3 separate regions of the Homo sapiens genome follow, and all the other regions are linked to region 2. A link is a contact called in ENCODE Hi-C or POLR2A ChIA-PET data. All regions are on one chromosome and are shown on one strand. The core of a region is the stretch at or near the end of the contact, and the rest is flanking DNA. Distances in the headings are between cores, read along the strand shown.

The links. A loop is a pair of places that touch in the nucleus more often than their neighbours do. ChIA-PET counts read pairs that join two places held with the same protein, here RNA polymerase II (POLR2A). Pooled maps may share reads with other maps.
Region 1: a map with no recorded cell type shows a loop between it and region 2 (2.9-fold over the local background). The contact joins the promoter of RUNX3 here to the enhancer-like site in region 2. A Hi-C loop is called at or near these places in 1 of 37 single-sample maps with no recorded cell type and 1 of 50 pooled maps. POLR2A ChIA-PET finds 5 or more read pairs at or near these places in 1 of 52 experiments (activated CD8-positive, alpha-beta T cell).
Region 3: a pooled map shows a loop between it and region 2 (9-fold over the local background). The contact joins two enhancer-like sites. A Hi-C loop is called at or near these places in 1 of 37 single-sample maps with no recorded cell type and 2 of 50 pooled maps. POLR2A ChIA-PET finds 5 or more read pairs at or near these places in 1 of 52 experiments (WTC11).

What each region holds. Positions count from the first base shown.
Region 1 is chr1:24,928,411-24,932,330 of GRCh38, reverse strand. RUNX3 (RUNX family transcription factor 3) reads left to right here and starts at 2,055. Exons shown (of 5, transcript NM_004350.3): 1 at 2,055-2,744. The coding sequence starts at 2,463. RUNX3-AS1 (RUNX3 antisense RNA 1) reads right to left here and starts at 1,874. Exons shown (of 4, transcript NR_183341.1): 1 at 305-1,874. RefSeq lists silencers at 1-36, 1,707-2,176, 2,377-2,816 and enhancers at 352-941, 2,381-3,114, 3,287-3,466, 3,115-3,849.
Region 2 is chr1:23,571,798-23,575,938 of GRCh38, reverse strand. It overlaps LOC124903876 (a long non-coding RNA gene), which reads right to left. Exons shown (of 3, transcript XR_007065537.1): 3 at 2,239-3,192. Among named protein-coding and RNA genes, the nearest start is that of ID3, 14 kb to the right of the region's middle. RefSeq lists an enhancer at 1,093-1,182. Within about 2 kb of position 1,585, at least 5 of the 41 ENCODE cell types and tissues checked have a DNase peak (open chromatin) inside an H3K27ac peak, as active enhancers do.
Region 3 is chr1:21,760,662-21,764,749 of GRCh38, reverse strand. The region is part of intron 1 of USP48 (ubiquitin specific peptidase 48); the gene reads left to right. Among named protein-coding and RNA genes, the nearest start is that of USP48, 20 kb to the left of the region's middle. RefSeq lists an enhancer at 2,769-2,848. Within about 2 kb of position 2,534, at least 4 of the 41 ENCODE cell types and tissues checked have a DNase peak (open chromatin) inside an H3K27ac peak, as active enhancers do.

The DNA of each region.
Region 1 (3,920 bases), core at 806-3,305, 1.4 Mb before region 2:
CCCCCGCCGCCCTGGTCCCTTGGATCTGGTGCCCACGGGGAGCCAGCGCCCTACGGAGAGCCGGAGCCGTGCCGGGCCCTGCGCCAGGTGCCAGGGCCCACAAGAGTCCCTCATTCTCTGGAAACTTGTCTGTGAACCCATCGTAAGCGGAGAGGGAGAAATCAGGCGGAGGAACAAGCAAAGGGCACGGTGCAAACCGAAACCATTCGACAAATGGAATTTACCACCACCTGAAACAGCGGGTCATGGTCCCGCAACCTGCTCGAGGGCAGCACGTGTTGCCCGCCCCCGGCCAGGGCCCTACCTGGCCACGACGCGCTGCGCCTTCTCGGAGACGTTCCCGGAGGTGGGAGCGCCCAGGCTGGATCACTCGCTTTCCTCTAGTTCTGCTGCTCGTGCCAGCGCGTCCGAGGGCGCGCGGGCCTGGGTCCGCAATCGACAACTGCCAGGCGCAGGCTCTCTTAAAAGGTTCAGTAAGGGACCTTTGCCGTCCTTCCTTTCGACACGGCCTGAGGGCGTGCTGTGAGGTCCCGAGGTGGGTAGGGGCCAGCTCTCCCGGTGGTCGGGGTGAGTCCAGAGTCCTTCGCCCCTGGAGCGCACGCGGGGCTTGATTTCGTTTGGCAACGACGAAATGGCGCGCGCTGAGCAGGGGTCAGATCCATGATGAGATCTTGCGGCCACCGTCGGATCCTAAGCTTCTTTGCTTCCGAGGCTTGGAATTCATTGTTTTGCACCTGTCGAGAGCCGGAGGCAACGAAAATCTAGCCCCGTCTCCAAAGCGGCGGGGAGGCTCAGCACGCGTTCGTTCCCCAGAGTCTAGGGAGGTGTCTGGGGCGATAATTCGGAATGATTGTGGCTTGATCTTTCCCGTTGCCCTCCCAACTGTAGCCGGCCCCTAGGTCTGCTCGACAGACTTAGGAGGCGGGAGAGGAAGGGGTGATTTGCAGTGAAGCCCAGGAGAGGTTGGGCCACGCGGCTGGGAGTGGGAGCGGGGACCCGGAGCCGGGCGGGCAGGCAGTGCCTTGGCGAAGCTGTCCGCGGTCCCTGCGGCGCAGCCGGAGCGCACGGGCCCAAGAAGAAGTGGGGTTGGACCCGCAGAGGCCACTTTCCACCCGCATGGAGAAAGAAAATTCTCTCCTCTGAAAGCGAGGGCCCTTAGCTTTGCAGCCACTGCTGTTTTTCTTTTGCCACCGACGCGCGTACCGTTTCACGATGCAGGACCGTGGTTACATGCGTAAAGGAAAAAAAGAAAAACGCATTTTGCAGGCCTCGTCGTGTTTTTCAAAGAGCCACAGGCCGCCACAACGAAGAACGACGCCGCGAGGCCTGCAAGATCCTGAAACTTGTTTTGAGGGGAGAGCAGAGAGGAAAGGGGTTGTTGGCCCCAGGCTACTTAGGGTCCCTAGGAGACTCCCTTCCGCCTGTCCCCGGTTTGGCACAGGGGCCACCGAGGCTGGGACCAAAGCCGCGCAGGGCTGGGAGCAGCAAAGGCCGCCGGCCGGGCGTGGACGACGCGCAAAATCCCGTGTGGGGTGGAGGCTCTTGGGTCAGAATAATGTGCGGGACGAGGGAGGTGAGTAACCTCTTTGGGGCGGCTCCCAGTGCGGCGTCACCGGCCCTGAGACCCCGCGGCCCCCAGCCCGGGGTTGCAGAAGTCACAGGCCCGAAGCAGCAAGAGCTGGGGAAGCCCGGCCGCGGCCAGCGGGGAGGAGGAGCGAAGGGGTTGCGCCCCAGCGTCAGGGAGCTACGACCCGAGAGAGGGCGGCAAGGGCGCCTTCCGTGGGACCCGGACGTTCTAAGCAAATTTCTAGCATTTGCCCCGGGCTCCCAGAGCTCTCGGGGGCCCTGGGCTGTGGCACTGGGGCCTCCTCCGCGGGGTGGCGCCTTCCGCCCCTCCCCGTTGGGCGGCCTCCGGCAGGCCCCGTTCCTCCCCGCGAACGCCACCGAGGTGCCCGCGATGGGGGCTCCGCCGATTGGCTGTGCGACGCGTCGCTCCGCCAGCCCCGCCCCGCGGGCCCCGGGGGTACTAACCCCGCGCGGGCGGCCGCGGCCCCGCCACTTGATTCTGGAGGATTTGTTCTGGGGCTGCGGCCGCGGAGTCGGGGCGGCCGCGGGCGAGCTTCGGGGCGGGAGGCGGCGGCAGCGGCACAGCCCCGCGCGGGCCCCGCCGCGGCCCAGGCAGCCGGGACAGCCACGAGGGGCGGCCGCACGCGGGGCCGCGCGCCGAGGATGCGGGACTAGCCGGGCAGGCTGCGGGCGGCCGTCGGGCCAGCGAGGCCTCGCAGCGGGCGGGCCCTGGCGAGTAGTGGCCGGGCGCCGCCCCCTGCGCCCTGAGGCCCGGGCCCCGCCGCTTCTGCTTTCCCGCTTCTCGCGGCAGCGGCGGCCGAGGAGGCGCCCGCGCCGGCCGCCCCCGGGGGAAGCCGCGCCGTCTCCGCCTGCCCGGCGCCCTGACGGCCGCTGTTATGCGTATTCCCGTAGACCCAAGCACCAGCCGCCGCTTCACACCTCCCTCCCCGGCCTTCCCCTGCGGCGGCGGCGGCGGCAAGATGGGCGAGAACAGCGGCGCGCTGAGCGCGCAGGCGGCCGTGGGGCCCGGAGGGCGCGCCCGGCCCGAGGTGCGCTCGATGGTGGACGTGCTGGCGGACCACGCAGGCGAGCTCGTGCGCACCGACAGCCCCAACTTCCTCTGCTCCGTGCTGCCCTCGCACTGGCGCTGCAACAAGACGCTGCCCGTCGCCTTCAAGGTGAGTGCGGGACCCGGGGCGGGAGGGCGCCGGCCCTGGGGCTCCGGGCGTCTGAGCTGCGGGAGCCAGAGCCTCGGGAGCAGTGGGGATGGGAGGTGCCCGAGACGCCGCGGCGACACCCGGGCACCCGGTTCAGTCTGGCTGCGCGCTCGGCTCCGGGACCTCGGCGTTCCGTTTTGGATGCGCCCTGCAGGAATGACTTTTAACGGGGTTGCCCCGCTCCACCTGGGTTTTGGGGCGCCTTGCGTAGAGACGTTGGTGCGGAAATGGGCGGATGGGGTTTTGCGCCCCCCTAACCCGGATCGCTCAGATACAGCCCTGCGGGTAACGGAGAAGAGGATCCCGGGACAGGGGCAAGGACACCGCGGGTGGGGTGCGAACGGTGAAAGGGCCTACCCTCCGCCTCCAGCACCCCTCCTCCCGCGCCGCTTCGCAAAAGCTTCCTGCTCACACCCTCGGGCTTCCGAAATTTTACCGGACGGCGCTAGGCCGGGATCGGGGCACTGCTCTCCAGACGTTTGCTCGGGGATATTATGCGTCCCGAATGGCGAGTTGAGATTGGGGGACCCCTAACCCTGGCAGCCCCCAGCCATTTAGAGGACCTTTTTCTTTATGCCAGGGAGTAGGCGACTGTTTCATTTTCATTTTTTTAAGGGGGCAGCGAGATGAAACGAAAACGCCTCGGTTTTCCCCTAAACCTCTCACAGCTGCCGTGAGAAAAGGGCAGGGCAGGAAGGGCCGGCGGCTGGGGGTGGTGCTGCCCGAGGTGGCTGGAAGCTGAGGCCGTCCCTGCTCCCATTAAGACGACTCTAAATGGGAAAAAAAGGAAGAGTGGCTCTTTGAGGTCTCCCGGGTGACATCTTAAAATACCAGTGGGGGAAATCTCGCCGGGAGGGGCGGGAGGCCCGTGTGACTTTAATCGTCAGATCGGAGGTTTTACTGTCACTTGGAGCTTAAAAGGAGTCTTTGAAATTAAAAGAAGACAGGATGTTGACAGGAAATCTGGTCTTCTTAATCAGATCCCAAACATTTTCTCCTTGAAATTTTTACCATATGGATCCCCAGTCCCTGCACGCGGCGGCCACGTTTAAATAGTTGTGACTCTGTTTAAAGTCTGATTCTTTTTCAAAAGGCATCCGCCTCTCCGTGCTCCTGGGGGTGGGGGATTTGGGGGAG
Region 2 (4,141 bases), core at 336-2,835:
CAGGTGCACAGTTGTCCTCAGCAATCCTAGACCATCAGTCATTCCCCTACCAGCCAGCACCACCTAGAACAGGCCTCAAGTCTGGGCCCTGCCTAGCTTTGCACCCCCTTTCAGAACCTGCTCCTGACCCTCCCCCACCTTCAGCTCTCCTGGTCTTTTTACTCAGTCTGGGGCCTATTCCCTACTTTCCCACTTTGACCTCTAATCCTGTCCTCAGTCAGAGCCCAGATTCCTCCACCAGCTGCTGAGACCTGCCAACTTGCTAAGTGATTGCCCTACTCAATGCTGAAGGCCTGACATATCAGCCCGGCTCTCTCAGCAAGCCCCAGGGCTGTGAAGGAAACTGGGCAGAGGGTGTCACAAGAGTGGAGGGAGAAAAAACCAAAGCAAGGGTCACCCATATCTCTACTCTGCCCAGAACCCGCCTGCTACGCCTATTCATTAGAACATTCATGGCCATTTACCGAGCTCTTTAAGCTATGAGTCTTGCACACTTACAACAGCTCTCACAGCTGTGCCCCACTCCCCCATCCCTGGAGACCTACAAGGGCCCATATTAACTGTATTACTTCTCTATTGCTGCTATAACAAAATGACTACAAACTTAGTCACTTAAAACAACTTAAGTTTATGCTCTCAAACCAACCTGATCTCACTGGGCTAAAATCAGGGTGTTTGCAGGGACTTCCCTTTCGGAGAATCTGGAAGATAATTGATTTCCTTGCCTTTTCCAGCTTCTGGAGGCTGCCAACATTCCTTGGGTTGTGACCCCTTCCTTCATTTTCAAAGCCAGCAACATGGCATCTCTCTGACCCTGTTTTCGTGGTTGCCTCTCTTTCTCTGACTCTTTTCTGCTGCCCTCTCCCACTTTTAAGGACCCTTCTGATTCCATTGGACCCACCTAGATAATCCTGCATAGCAACCTTCATTCCATCTGCAAACTTAATTCCCACTTGCCGTGTAACAGTACATTCACAAATTATAGGGATTAGGACACAGACATCTTTGGAGGTGACTATGATCCTGCCTACCATGTTAACCAACCCAGAGTGGCGGGGACCATACAACCCAGAGAGCTTGTGCTCCTTCTCAAGGGAGCAACTGCTGCTCAGCTCCAGCTGTCATCATCATGCATCAGTATGGGTTCAGTGTGGCTGAGTCTGCCAATATTTCAAGTGAAATCAGAAAATTGGACTTTCAGGTGAAGATTTCCAATTCTGACATCACTGTGCAGACCAAAAAAGAACAAAAAATCTCATAGGCTAGATATAGCCTGAAGCCACCCAGGTGTGACCTCTGGGTCCACCTCTACCACATCAGCTGTGTGAGATGATGAGATTTCTCTGGCATTTACAGGCTCTGCAGGTTCTGGGGGATGGAGAACCAGTCAGGCCTAGAGGCCAGAGAGAATGTGGTCAGGAGCATAGCGGGTACTGAAGGGGGTGCCTCAGGGGAAAGTTCAGAGGGAGAAGGGACTGACCATCTCCCTAAGGGACTAACCATCACCTGCAGGAAGCAGCAGTGCCTCAAAGGGTACAGGAAATCAGGCTGAGGCCGACCTGAAGAAATCAACCAGAGTAAGGTGGGCTTTATGGCTTGTGACCTCAGAACAAATCAAGCACACTCTTTCTACTTTCAAAAAGTATCAGTTCTTCCCCTCCCCACAAAACTAGCAACATTGGCTGACTGTGAGAAGAGGATGGCAGGGGCCGGGGTGAGAAGGAGGCCTTTCACTTTATGCCTCTCGAGCTTTTTGAGTTTTTAACCAGGTGAAAGTATTACCTACTTAAAACATTAAATTCAAAAGCTTTTATTCATTTAAAAATATTTTAAAATACAATCGATTACATTAGAGGTAAAAACACAAAAGTAGTTGTCATGGTGATGCTACTGCACTTCCATGAAGATGGTATGTGTGGTCATATAACAGGATGGTTTAGAAATGGTGAAATCTTCATACATTTGGCTAATTACTCCGGACCCATCGCCTGTCATTCAAACTGATGGCTGCTTTTCCTTATCCTTACATGCCAGCACTTGAATAAACCAGGTTGGTGTCTTTTGGAGTTCTTTTCCATTCTGACTGGCACAAAGCTAAGGCTCTGGAGTCAGTCGGCTTGCCTCTTCCATGCTGTGTGACCTTGAACAACATGCTTAGCCTCTCTGAGCCTGTTTCCTCATCTGTATAATGGCTTCATAGGCTTTTTATGAAGATAAATGAGTTAATGTGTATAAAGCACTTGAAACAGCACAAAATCAGTGCCCATAAATGTTGACACTTATTATTAACTATTTTCATTATTCTTTTAATCTTGTTTATTTTTGAGTGGGGGGATTATTAAAACCATAACTTAAGACATGTAACAAAACATAAGTAACGTAGGTGAACTAAAATGAAGCGAATTTAACCTCTGGTCCCCCAAATCCTTACAAGCGCCCTCTTAACAGGAGTATCATTGTCTATTTCATAGATAGAAAAACTGAAGCTTGGGGAAAGTGAGTGAGTTGCTCTAGGACACTGAGTTTGGAAATAGAAAAGATAGGAGCTTGAACCGCGTTTTCAAGACTCCAGATCCCATGGCTTTCAACTCGAGGCTGTCCTACAGTATGATTATAAAGTAACAGGTGCTCCTTCCTTATTTGGTCCAAAAGAAAAAAAAATTGCAGGGCTCAGAGGGGAACTTGGCTTTTTGATTTGTTCAGTTTGGGGTCAGCCCTTCCTTGCTCCTGGCCCCAGATTCAGTAGATTCCAGGGTGGGGGGGTCAGGTCAGCAGGTCTCTGGCTTATATTCTGGCCTCAGCTTTGGAGCCAAGTTATTCTCTCCCCTGGGAGGGAGTCAGGGTTGGGGAGGGGGTGTCAGAGCCTGGAGACTGCTGTGGATGTCCCTGGCCCAGCTGTGGCCTGAGCTTTCTCACCAGGAGGCTTTCCCAGCATCCCCACTCTTCCCCAGGCCTTCTGCCATCTCTCCCAATTCTCACCATCCAAGAAGTAGTTGTTGCAGCTTGAAAACATGGCTGCTAGCAAACTTGTGGGTTAAATGCCCCAGGAAGATGGAGCGCACTGCCCAAGCAATTTCCAGGAAGCAGGACAGCCCAGAGGTCAGGAACACTTTGCAGTTTTGAAATTTGGCTCTTTTGCTTCTAGCTCTTCGGTCTTAGGCGGGTGGCTTCACCTTTCTGATGCTTCCGCAACTGTGAAATGGGATGATAATAGTATCTGTCACAAAAGTTGTTTGGAAGCCTGGGCAGCATAGAGAGACCCTGTCTCTACAAATAAGTACAAAAAAATTGGGCCGGGCGCAGTGGTCTATAATCCTATAATCACAGCACTTTGGGAGGACCAGGCAGGCAGATCACGAGGTCAGGAAATCGAGACCATCCTAGCTAACATGGTGAAACCCCGTCTCTACTAAAAATACAAAAAAATTAGCTGGGTATGGTGGTGGGCGCCTGTAATCCCAGCTATTCAGGAGGCTGAGGCAGGAGAATGGTGTGAACCCAGGAGGCGGAGCTTGCAGTGAGCCGAGATTGCACCACTGCACTCCAGCCTGGGCGACAGAGTGAGACTTCATCTCAAAAAAAAAAAAAAAAATTTGCCAGCTGTGGTGGCATGTACCTGTGGTTCCAGCTACTCGGGAGGCTGAGGCAGGAGGATTGCCTAAGCATGAAGGTTGAGGCTGCAGTGAGCCATGATCAGGCCACTGCACTCCAGCCTGGGCAACAGAGCAAGACCCTGTCTCCAAAAAAAAAAAAAAAAAAGTTGTTGGGAGAATTTTTAAAAAGAGATTTATTGGTGTTTAATTTACATACTAGAAAATTCACCAATATTTATGTATATAATTCAATGATTTTTAGCACATTTACAGAGTCGTGCAACCATCACATCAATTCCAGAATACTTTCATCACCCCCACATAAAACCCTGTATCCATTAGCAGTCACTCCCCTTCTGTCCCCCAGTCCCAGGCAACCATTAATCTACTTTCTGTCTCTATAAATTTTTAGAAATTTATAGAAATTTCTTTTAGAAATTTCACATAAATGGAACTGCACAGTATGTGGTCCTTTGTGTCTTGCTCCTTTCATGTAAGCATATTTTTTGAGGTCCATCTATTTATTGTGTAGATTAGTAGTTCATTCC
Region 3 (4,088 bases), core at 1,285-3,784, 1.8 Mb after region 2:
ATGCCTATGTAATCAAGTCTTTTTTTTTTTTTTTTTTTGAGACGGAGTGCCACTCTGTCACCCAGGCTGGTGTGGGGTGGCACAATCACGATCTCGGCTCACTGCAACCTCCGCCTCCCGGGTTCAAGCAGTTCTCTGCCTCAGCCTCCAGAGTAGCTGGGATTACAAGCACCTGCCACCATACCTGGCTAAGTTTTGTATTTTTAGTAGAGTCAGGGTTTCACCATCTTGGCCAGGTTGGTCTTGAACTCCTGACCTCATAATCCACCAGCCTCGGCCTCCCACTGCGCCCAGGCTTTTTTTTTTTTTTGGAGACAGGGTCTCTCTCTGATGCCCAGGCTGGAGTGCAGTGGCGTGATCTCAGCTCACTGCAGCCTCTGCCTCCCGGGTTCAAGCAATTCTCTTGTCTCAGCTTCCTGAGCAGCTGGGACTATAGGCATATGCCACCACACCTGGCTAATTTTTTGTATTTTTAGTAAAGATGGGTTTTCGCCATATTGGCCTGGCTGGTGTCAAATTCCTGGCCTCAAGTGATCTGCCTGCCTCAGCCTTGCAAATTGCTGGGACTACAGGTGTGAACCACTGCTCCCAGACACTGTCTCATATTTTGTGAAACACTCAACCTCCTTGATCTGTTTTGATAGTTGATAGACACAGGTACACATAACTGTTTTTCTACTGTAAGGAAATTGGCACACACATGATGATAAATGATCCTTGATACCTGGGGCCTACTCCTAAGGAGGGATAAAATGGAGTTAGGGGCATTGGAGAATGACGAATGGGAGAGGCTACAGCCCTCTGTGGTTGGCATTCTGCTGTGCTGCTAAGGCTGGCTTTAGAAGTAACAGCTTATAATTAGAACTGTGATTTGTGTCTGCCTGTCCATCCGTCCTCCCTCCCTCCCTCCCTTCCTTCCTCCCTTCCTTTTCTTGAAACAGAGTTTCTCTCTAGTTACCAGGGTTGGAGTGCAATGGCATGATCTCGGCTCACCGCACCCTCTGCCTCCTGGGTTCAAGTGATTCTCCTGCCTCAGCCTCCTGAGTAGCTGGAATTACAGGCATGTGCCACCACGCCTGGCTAATTTTTTGTATTTTTAGTAGAGACGAGGTTTCTCTATGTCAGCCAGGCTGGTCTCGAACTCCCGACCTCAGGTGATCTGCCCGCCTTGGCCTCTCAAAGTGTTGGGATTATAGGCGTGAGCCACTGCGCCCAGCTGTTATTTGTGTTTGTTAAGTAGATTCTTTACCTCTCCAAGTAAGAGAACAAACACAACCCCGCCCCCCCATATTGGGCTATGTATGAAAGGCTTAGCAACAATTTAGAAGTTTAGAAAGCCCAAGCCCTTTTAATGCAAAGCACCGCCATTGGCTTTTTGGTTCCCACCTGAAGTGTGGCCATAGAGGCTCGGGAGCCATAGGTTTGGCCTGGGGTGGTAGTCTATCACAGGTCACCTGCACTTGGCATTCTGCTGTGGTGGTGTTCTAGCCGACTGAAGACGTATTCAGTGATACCTAGCAAGCAATTAATTTAAGAAAATTTAAAAAGAACAATGCCAGTGTTGTGGGGCCTAATAATACAGATTGCTCCCAGCTTCTCATAGTAGCTTTTGAAAGTCTTATTGTGGTAATATTTAGGCCATAGGTTGTGTTTGCCTTTTGATGCCAGCTTTAGAACCAGTTGAGTATGCATGATTTTTGGGTGGGGACAGGGAGAGCCTACCTTTTCTTCATTGTCTGAATTATTTTGCTATCAGGAACTGGAGACTAAAATCTAAACAGATCCAGTGGAACTATTTTCTGAGAATGATGTCTGTGTTTGACACATGGGAGTATCTGTTTCCCCAGCCAGGTCGTGTGAATTTTTTTTTTTTTTTTTTTTTTTGAGATGAAGTCTCGCTCTGTCGCCCAGGCTGGAGTGCAGTGGCGTGATCTCGGCTCACTGCAACCTCCGCCTCCCAGGTTCAAGCAATTCTCCTGCCTCAGCCTCCTGAGTAGCCAGGATTACAGGCGCCTGCCACCACGTCCAGCTAATTTTTGTATTTTTAGTAGAGATGGGGTTTCACCATGTTGGTCAGGCTGGTCTCAAACCCCTGACCTCGTGATCCACCCGCCTCCGCCTCCCAAAGTGCTGGGATTACAGGCGTGAGCCACCGCGCCCGGCCCGTGTGAAAAATTTTTACCACCCACTTGTCCAAGAGGAGGGAGTGAACAAACAAGACTTGATATTACACCTTTGAAAAGCAGAGTTGAAAGGATTGACAAAATAAGTGCCTACTTTGTTTTAGAGGTATATTTTCACCATGGTTACTGACACTATTTTTTCCTATCTGCCAAAGACCTTTGGGAGAGTCCATTGCCACTAGCTGTAATTTTCTTTCGAAAGAACCTTCCTAGTATATCCTTGTCACTGTTCCCAGGAGAGATTTTCTGTTACTTTTCTCAGTCTCAGAATCAGTTTTGTTTCTTCTTTTTTTTTTTGAGACGAGTCTCGCTCTGTTGCCCAGCCTGGCTGGAATGCACTGGTGCGATCACAGCTCACTGCAAACCCTGCCTTCCTGGTTCAAGCGGTTCTCTCACTTCAGCCTCCCAAGTAGCTGGGATTATAGGCACACGCCACCACGCTTGGCACATTTTTGTATTTTTAGTAGAGACGGGGTTTTGCCATGTTGGCCAGGCTGGTCTTGAACTTCTGGCCTCAAGTGATCTGCCCACCTCAGTCTCCCAAAGTGCTGGGGATTACAGGCAGGAGCCACTGCACCCGGCCAGTTTTGTTTCTTTAACTCTCTTATAGTAGACCTTTCCCATTAGAGATGAGTTATAAGCACTAAAACAAAACCCTAGCTTCTTCTCCCCACAGTGGATGGGTTCTACTTTATTTCATTAATAAGCTTTTTTCCCTCCTAGCTTTGATATAAGCTGACAAAACTGTTCTTAAATTGGTCGAACTTGTTTTCATTTTTATTTTTTCAAAAGTTTTAAAATAGAGACAGGGTCTCACTTTGTTGGCCAGGCTGTAGTGCAGTGGCTGTTCACAGGTGCAATCATAGTTCATTGCAGCCTCCAACTCCTAGGCTTAGGCCATCTTCTGCCTGAGCCTTCTGAATAGCTGGCACTATAAGCATGTGCCACCACACCCAGCTTCATTTTTATATTTTAGAAGACAGTATGTTTAAACTGAACATTAAAACAATTATTTACTTATTTTTGGAATATGTAACACATTTTATTGTTCAAAGTCTGAAAGGTATAAAAAGTGATGGGGTCAGCCTGGGGCAACATGGCAAGACCCTGTTTTTACAAAAAATAAAATAAAAAATTATCCAAGTATGGTGGCATGCACCTCCCAGCTACTCCAGAGGCTGAGGCTGGAGGATTACTTGAGTCCAGGATGTAGAGGCTGCAGTGAGCCATGAACATGCCACTTCAGTATGGGAGTCTCAAAAAAAAAAAAAAGGAAGTTCAGAGTGTTATTTACTTCTGACTTATAGCTGGCAAGTACAGAGATAATCTTTGCCGATAAGGTTGTTTCCAGTTTATAATGTACTCTTCTATCTAAACAAACGGGTGTGTTTACCCCATTTGTAAATAAAAAACATGGCAACATGATATGCAGTGTTTTGTACCTTCCTTTTTTTTTTTCTTTTTTTTCTTTTGAGACAAAGTTTCCACTTGTTGTCCAGGCTGGAGTGCGATGGCGTGATCTTGGCTCACCACAACCTTCACCCTGCTGGGCTCAAGCAGTTCTCCTGCCTCAGCCTCCCAACTAGCTGGGATTAACAGGCATGCGCCACCATGCCCGGCTAATTTTGTATTTTTAGTAGAGACAGGGTTTCTCCATGTTGGTCAGGCTGGTCTCGAAATCCCGACCTCAGGTGATCGCCTGCCTCAGCCTCCCAAAGTGCTGGGATTACAGGCGTGAGCCACTGTGCCTGGCCCACCTTCCTTTTTTCAACTAATGATATCGTTATATATCACAACATTAAAAGCTTTCCCTACCTTTTTTTAAATTTATTTTTATTTTTATTTTTTTTGAGATAGAGTTTTGTTCTTGTTGCCCAGGCTGGAGTGCAGTGGCACGATCTCGGC